Regions from separate parts of the Homo sapiens genome. Here region 1 is linked to region 2. A link is a contact called in ENCODE Hi-C or POLR2A ChIA-PET data. All regions are on one chromosome and are shown on one strand. Each heading gives the region's core, a stretch centred on a gene start or an enhancer-like site at or near the end of the contact. The rest is flanking DNA. Distances are from core to core; before and after follow the strand shown.

What was found. Hi-C counts contacts between places; a loop is a spot of excess contacts on that map. ChIA-PET counts read pairs that join two places held with the same protein, here RNA polymerase II (POLR2A). Pooled maps may share reads with other maps.
Region 1: a map with no recorded cell type shows a loop between it and region 2 (5-fold over the local background). The contact joins the promoter of CCR7 here to the enhancer-like site in region 2. A Hi-C loop is called at or near these places in 3 of 37 single-sample maps with no recorded cell type and 2 of 50 pooled maps. POLR2A ChIA-PET finds 5 or more read pairs at or near these places in 1 of 52 experiments (activated CD4-positive, alpha-beta T cell).

What each region holds. Positions count from the first base shown.
Region 1 is chr17:40,563,862-40,567,290 of GRCh38, forward strand. It overlaps CCR7 (C-C motif chemokine receptor 7), which reads right to left and starts at 1,611. Exons shown (of 3, transcript NM_001838.4): 1 at 1,539-1,611. The coding sequence starts at 1,548. RefSeq lists an enhancer at 250-1,166.
Region 2 is chr17:40,902,039-40,905,123 of GRCh38, forward strand. The region is part of intron 1 of LOC105371777 (a long non-coding RNA gene); the gene reads left to right. Among named protein-coding and RNA genes, the nearest start is that of KRT20, 18 kb to the left of the region's middle. Within about 2 kb of position 1,678, at least 8 of the 41 ENCODE cell types and tissues checked have a DNase peak (open chromatin) inside an H3K27ac peak, as active enhancers do.

The DNA of each region.
Region 1 (3,429 bases), core at 361-2,860, 340 kb before region 2:
TTGAAATCAATCAGCCAGGGTGGGAGAATTTACACCATGGAAATTGGCAAGCACTACAAATTCAGGACTTTCCCTCCACCCTGGAGTCAGCTACCAGTGCTCCACCCCGGGGAGCTGCTTTTCAAATGCCCAGTAGCACACCACTGGGCACTGCTTGGTTTCCTTCCTGGAGGCCAGTATGAAAGGCTGGAGCAGGGTCTTCTGTGGGTGACGTCTGTACTGTGGGATTGTGATGGGGGGTGGTGGAGGGGGTGCAGGGGAGTGGGATTTAAGGGTAGATTGGCTGGGAAATGAGGCATTTGGAAGAGATTTTCAAAAACTAAACTCTACGGAGTTCTTGATACGGTGTATTCATTCATTCCGCAGACATTTTCTCCTCACATCCTCAAAGCACCTGAACCTGCCTTTCAGGAGTTCACAGTCAGTGGGTGGGGTGACCACTTTAACCCTTTCACAGCTGTTTGCTGGGTCCAGATCCAGCGTTCAGGGCAGGCGGGAAAGTAAGAGATGAAATCAAGGAGGCTGTGGTGTGGCGAGGAGGGGTGTGAGGACAGCACCAGGGAACCTTCACTTTTTAAAGCCAACCCTTTGCGGCTTTGAGGCCGCCGTGGTGCATTGTTTGCTGGTGAGACAAGCCATCTAGGAACCTGGTCTTCTTAGCCTCAGCCTGGTCTGACTCCACAGCTGAGATTTATAAAGGGGGCGTCTGGAGCTGGATGAACCACTCAGAACACCCTCAGTGCTTCCCCTTGACCCCTTCTAGGTTAGACCTGAGAAAGGGCTTTCTAAAGAGTAGAGTTATCTGCCGGGGCAGAGTGCGTGAGGTTTGCTCAGGGGCAGGGGCTGTGCTGAAGGCCTGGCTATGATTTCTCCAAGCTGAGTGCCCCTTGCCATCCCATTCCATGTTGCCTGCCCGTTCCTTAACTTGCAAGAGGCAACAGCAAAGCCAGATCAAAGCAGGTGGGATGTGCAGCAGAGAGAAAGCAACCAGAGCTTGCATTTGCAATGCACCGCACCATTCTCACAACCCAGTCACGTTTCATTTGCATCTCCTCATGACCCCAAGTGGACAGGTATATGAATATTTGGCAGGGGAGAAAGGTGGGAATCAGAGAGTGGGTAAAAGGTCCTAAGCTCTCTAGGGAGAATTTCTCTGTTGAAACCTGTCCCCAGAGGTCCCAGAGGGCCTAACCTATCACCCTCATGATGAGAACAGGTTCTGCCAGACCACCAAGCCCAGCCCCGCCACTCTCTTATGTCCCTGCTGTTTTAGAAAGACATGATCTCGGCCCCTCCCTTGTCCCCACTGGCACCAAAGGCTGACCCCTTCTCCAGGTCTGAAAGGGCAGGTGCACCCCTCCTGGGACAGCAGGGGGCATTCTCTGGAAGTAGCTTCCAATGCCCACCAAATCAGAACTGATTTCTCCAGGAAGCACCCCTATGCGCTCCACCCGCATCCTCCACCCCCATTCCACAGGGTCAGTCTGGGTGTCCAAGACCCTGGTACTGTTCCTTCTCACATGAAGAGGCTCACTCACCCAGGTCCATGACGCTCTCTGGGCGGTAAAACCACACAGGAAGGCTGTGCCCGGCCTCGCACTACCCCTGTCTGGGGAGGAAGTGGTTCAAGCCCCTTTTAAGTTGTCGGAGAAGCCACCCTCTTCCCTGCCCCTCCCACCCTTGCTCCTCCCCCCAGCCCTCCCTGACTCATGCAGGGCCCCTTCAATGCCTTCAGAGATAAAGGGGCAGAAGAAAGGTGACAGAGGGTGACAGTCGCTGGTCATAGGATCCTGAATCATTAGGTCATTTACATTCAAAAAGCCCCCTGCGCTGCCTGGCAGAATCTAGATGAGGGGCCATTTACTGATTCAACAAATATTTATAGCATGAATATCACATGCCAGGCCATGGGTTAGATGTTGGGGAGTCAGAGATGTGTGAGAGAAGTGTCCCCATCCTTCCCTTGCTCTGCTCAGTGTCACAGTGGAATATAGTCCCAAATGGCTTTCCCTCTGGCTTCTGGGTAGTTTAGGCCAATGGGAGGCACTGACACATAATGACAGGTAAAAGGGAAGAGATATGCCACGATGTATCTTTTTTCTCCCCCCTTCCCCTCCCCTCCCCTCCCTCCCCTTTCCCTCTTCTCCCCTCCCTTCCTTTTCCTTTCTTAATGACAGCTTTATTGAGCTATAATCCACATCCCATAAAATTTACCTTTTTAAAGTATAGAATTCAATGGTTTTTGTATGTTCACAGAGTTATGCAACCATCACCACAATACATTTTAGAACATTTTTTCTCACTCCCTCTCAAGAACCCTGTAATCACTAGCAATGACTGCTCCCCTCCCCTCCTGTCATCGAAAGCCCCTGGCAACCACAAATCTACTTTCTGGCTCTATAGATTTTCCTATTCTGAACATTTCACATAAATAGAAGTATCAATATGTGACCTTCACATCTGGCTTCTTTCAGTTAGTGTTTTCAAGGTTACCTATGTGGTGGTATGGATCCATTCCCCATTCCTTTTTATGGCTGAATAACATTCCATTGTATGGATATGCCACATTTTGTTTGTCTGTCATCAGTTGGATGTTTGGGCTGTTTTCCCTTTTAGCTATTATGAATGATGCTGCTATAAATATTTATGTGCAAGTGTTTGTGTGGACATATGCTTTATTTCTCTTGGGTATATACCTAGAAGTGAAATTGTTGAGTCATATGGTAATTATATATTTAACATTTTGACGAACTATCAAACTGTTTTCCAAAGTGACTACACCATTTTGTTCCCATCAACAATGCGTGAGGGTTCCACATTGTCAACAAAACTTACTATTGTCCATTCTTTTGATTCTAGCCATCCTAGTGGCTGTAAAGTGGTATCTCATTGTGTTTTTTTTCTTTTTTCTTTTTTTTTTTTGGAGATGGAGTCTTACTCTGTTGCACAGGCTGGAGTGCAGTGGCACGATCTTGGCTTACTGCAGTCTCCACCTCCTGGGTTCAAGTGATTCTCCTGCCTCAGCCTCCCAAGTAGCTGGGACTACAGGCACGTGCCACCATGCCTGGCTAATTTTTGTATTTTTAGTAGAAACGGGGTTTCACCATGTTGGCCAAGCTGGTCTCAAACTCCTAACCTAAGGTGATCTGCCAGCCTCGGCCTCCCAAAGTGCTGGGATTGCAGGCATGAGCCACCATGCCCGGCCTCTTTGTAGTTTTGATATGCGTTTTCCTAATGACTACCTATGCTGAGCATCTTTTCATGCTCTTATTGACCATTTGTATTATTTTTTGAGAAATTTCTATTCAAATCCTTTGCCCATTTAAAAAATTGGGTTATTTATTTTTTATTATTGAGTTGTAAGACTTCTTTATATATTCTGGTTACAATCCCTTATCTGATACATATCTGTAAATATTTTCTCCCTTA
Region 2 (3,085 bases), core at 428-2,927:
TCGAGATCAATAATGCATTAGATAATGGTGTTCTGAGGCAGGATTTCAATGAAAGGCTAAGTGCTGTAACTATGTAACAAAACACCAGCACAGGACAAAGAGTAGGTTTCTCAATCAACAAGGATAAACAGCCCCACCCTCCCAACCTTGTCTCCAGGTTTACAATTATCTGCAGTGTTTGAATAGAGCTCAGAGATCTCTGGGCAGTGACAATGAGTCAGCTGGGCCCATTCATGTTGGAAGTTTTATATGGGTGAAAGTTAAAAATGTTAACTTGTTTCTATGTTGTAAAAATGTTAAACAAAGAATAAAAGTATATTCTCAAGATGACTCATGAGGAAAAAAGAAAGTATATTAGTAGTTTCAGAGCTCAGACCTGAATCAAATGCCTGAATCAAATCAAAAACTACTCAAAGCTTTGAGACCTAAGAAAGTCACTTTCTTTTAATACTAATGGACTTGGTATAATTTGTAATGCCTGCAGCTCAGAGTTTAGGCGGAGAGTCAGCCACATTGGCTTCACCTGGGGGCTGATTACAGATCTCAGGCCACCCCCACACCCCACACCCATCGCCACCACTGACCTGCTGAATAAGGATCTGTATTTTATCAAGATCTACAGGTGATCTGTGTGCCTATTAGAGTTTAAGAAGTGCTGTAATGTTGCACTCAGCAACTACTTATCTTGGCGGTGGTGGGAAGGGAGGAGGGAAATCTAACCCCTTCACAGGTGCATCAACTTAGTGCCTAAGACTTCTTGAAGCATTATGGGAAAGCGAGGGTTCTCAAAGTGTGGGCTTCAGACTGGCAGCATCAGCAGCACCCAGGAGCTTGTGGCAGTGCAAATTCCCAGACTCTGATTATCTGGCTCAGAAACTCTGGGAGTGGGACCCCACAATCTGTGGCTCCATCTTAGCAAGTCTTTCCAGTGCTTCGGATGCATGGTAAAGTTGGAGAACCATGGCTGTAAAGTATCAGTAGTCGAGGAGCAGGAAGATATTTCCACTGGTTGTACATTTTAGTTTAGAATGCTTGATCTTGTCAAGCGGAGCCCCACATTGAATCACATGTTTCATAAGGCAGTAATTCTAACTTTGAAAGAAGTCACGATGCTCTGACTAATTTGAAATTTATTTTTATTTCTGAGGGAGATTTGGACATGGAAAGGGATGGCAAGAAGTGAAATGGTTGAAAAAATAAAGAGTATGACATGATCTGGCAATTATTAACCTGGGGAAGTGAAGAGTGAAAGAAGAAGCAATCGAGCCACATGTTATCTCTGTAAATGGTGAAGTGACTCACCCTAGGGCTCACCAGGAACAGGAAGATGTCGTTTCTTTCTTGCCTCCAAGTGGCAAGCAGGGACTGTGTGTCCTTCATTCATAGCTGCTTGAGAATCAATTACAATAGGTGGGATGCTGTGATAGCCAATAGGGTTCAGAAATCAAGACACAGTCCATGATTCCGAGGAGGCGGCAGCCTAGCCGGAGACGGTGACTAATCGGGAATTATATATAATGTTCACGAAAAGATTTGTGGATATAGAGGAAGGATCCCCAAGTAAAGCTGGGTGGGAGGGAGTCATTGAAGTTTTCCTGAAAGTGCAGAGTTTGAGGGAGAGTCCAAGCTGGAAAAGCACAGGGACATGGAGGTGGCCCACGCATCCCTAAAGTGCAGCGATGAGTAACTGGTGGATAAGTCACAGCCCATAAATCTCAGAATTCATCCATTCACTCCACAAATATTTACTCAGTACCTGCTGAGGGCCTGGCACTGTTCTAGGCCATGAGGATACTTCCGTGAGCAAGACAAACACAAATTCCTGCTGACAAGGCTTCATTCTAGCAAAGGGATATAAACCCCATACAGATAATATATATGTAAATTATAAGACAATGTGATGTAATCACACTGGAAAGGTAGAGAAATGGCAACCGGAGGTGTGAGATGGTGTAAGAATCCTGTGATGCCATCTTCTACAATGGGGATTTAGGTCTTTAATGTCTTCTTTTTTTTTTTTTTTTTTTTTTTGAGACGGAGTCTCGCTCTGTCGCCCAGGCTGGAGTGCGGTGGCGTGATCTCGGCTCACTGCAAGCTCCACCTCCTGGGTTCACGCCATTCTCCTGCCTCAGCCTCCCGAGTAGCTGGGACTACAGGTGCCCATCACCTCGCCCGGCTAATTTTTTTTTGTATATTTAGTAGAGACGGGGCTTCACCGTGTTAGCCAGGATGGTCTCCAACTCCTGACCTCGTGATCCGCCCACCTCGGCCTCCCAAAGTGCTGGGATTACAGGCGTGAGCCACCGTGCCCGGTCTTTAACGTCTTAAGTTGATAAAACAAGAAATAGCAGTGTAAGCATATTCCTTAGAGATATGCAGGTTAATACCAGAAACAATAGCTAAAAGATTTCAGAGAGAAACATTCAGGAGTGGGGACACCAGGGGCTGCTATTTTTTACTATGAACCTTGTATAGTATATGATGTATTCATTCATTCACTCACGCATTCATTCATGAATTCACAAGTCTGTGTGAATATCAGTGTGTGCAAGGTTTTGTTGCAGATGCTGGGGATACAGTAGTTAAAAAAACACAAACGTTTCTGCCCTGGCGGAACTTAGATTCAGGGGTGGGAGCTAGAGGTGAAGGGAGTAGGTCAGAGGAGAAAAAGGAAGGGTGGGGAGGGCTGGGAAAGTTGCCCTTGTGTGTAGAGAGATGAGAATGGGCCTCCCTGTGAGAGTGGTATTTGAATGACAGCAGGAAGAAAAGAGCCATATGGCAGCTCAGGTGCAAAGGTCTATAGCAGTTTAGGTGTGAGTGTGGGTGGAGCAGTGGGGATGTGGGGGTGCTCAGGGATGGAAGGGAGGGTGGTGGAAAGGACCTCAGCAATTCGGAGGTGAATGGTGAGGGATGTGGATGCCATCATCCAGCAAGGAACCTGCCTTTTACTCTGTGATATGAGAAGCCACCGAACTTTGGCGATGGAGTAATTCCTTATATCTTTAAAAAGAGGCACAAAGACCACACCTCATAAATACTGACATCATATTAACAGAATAGATAATACACCACTTTTTCAAATGTA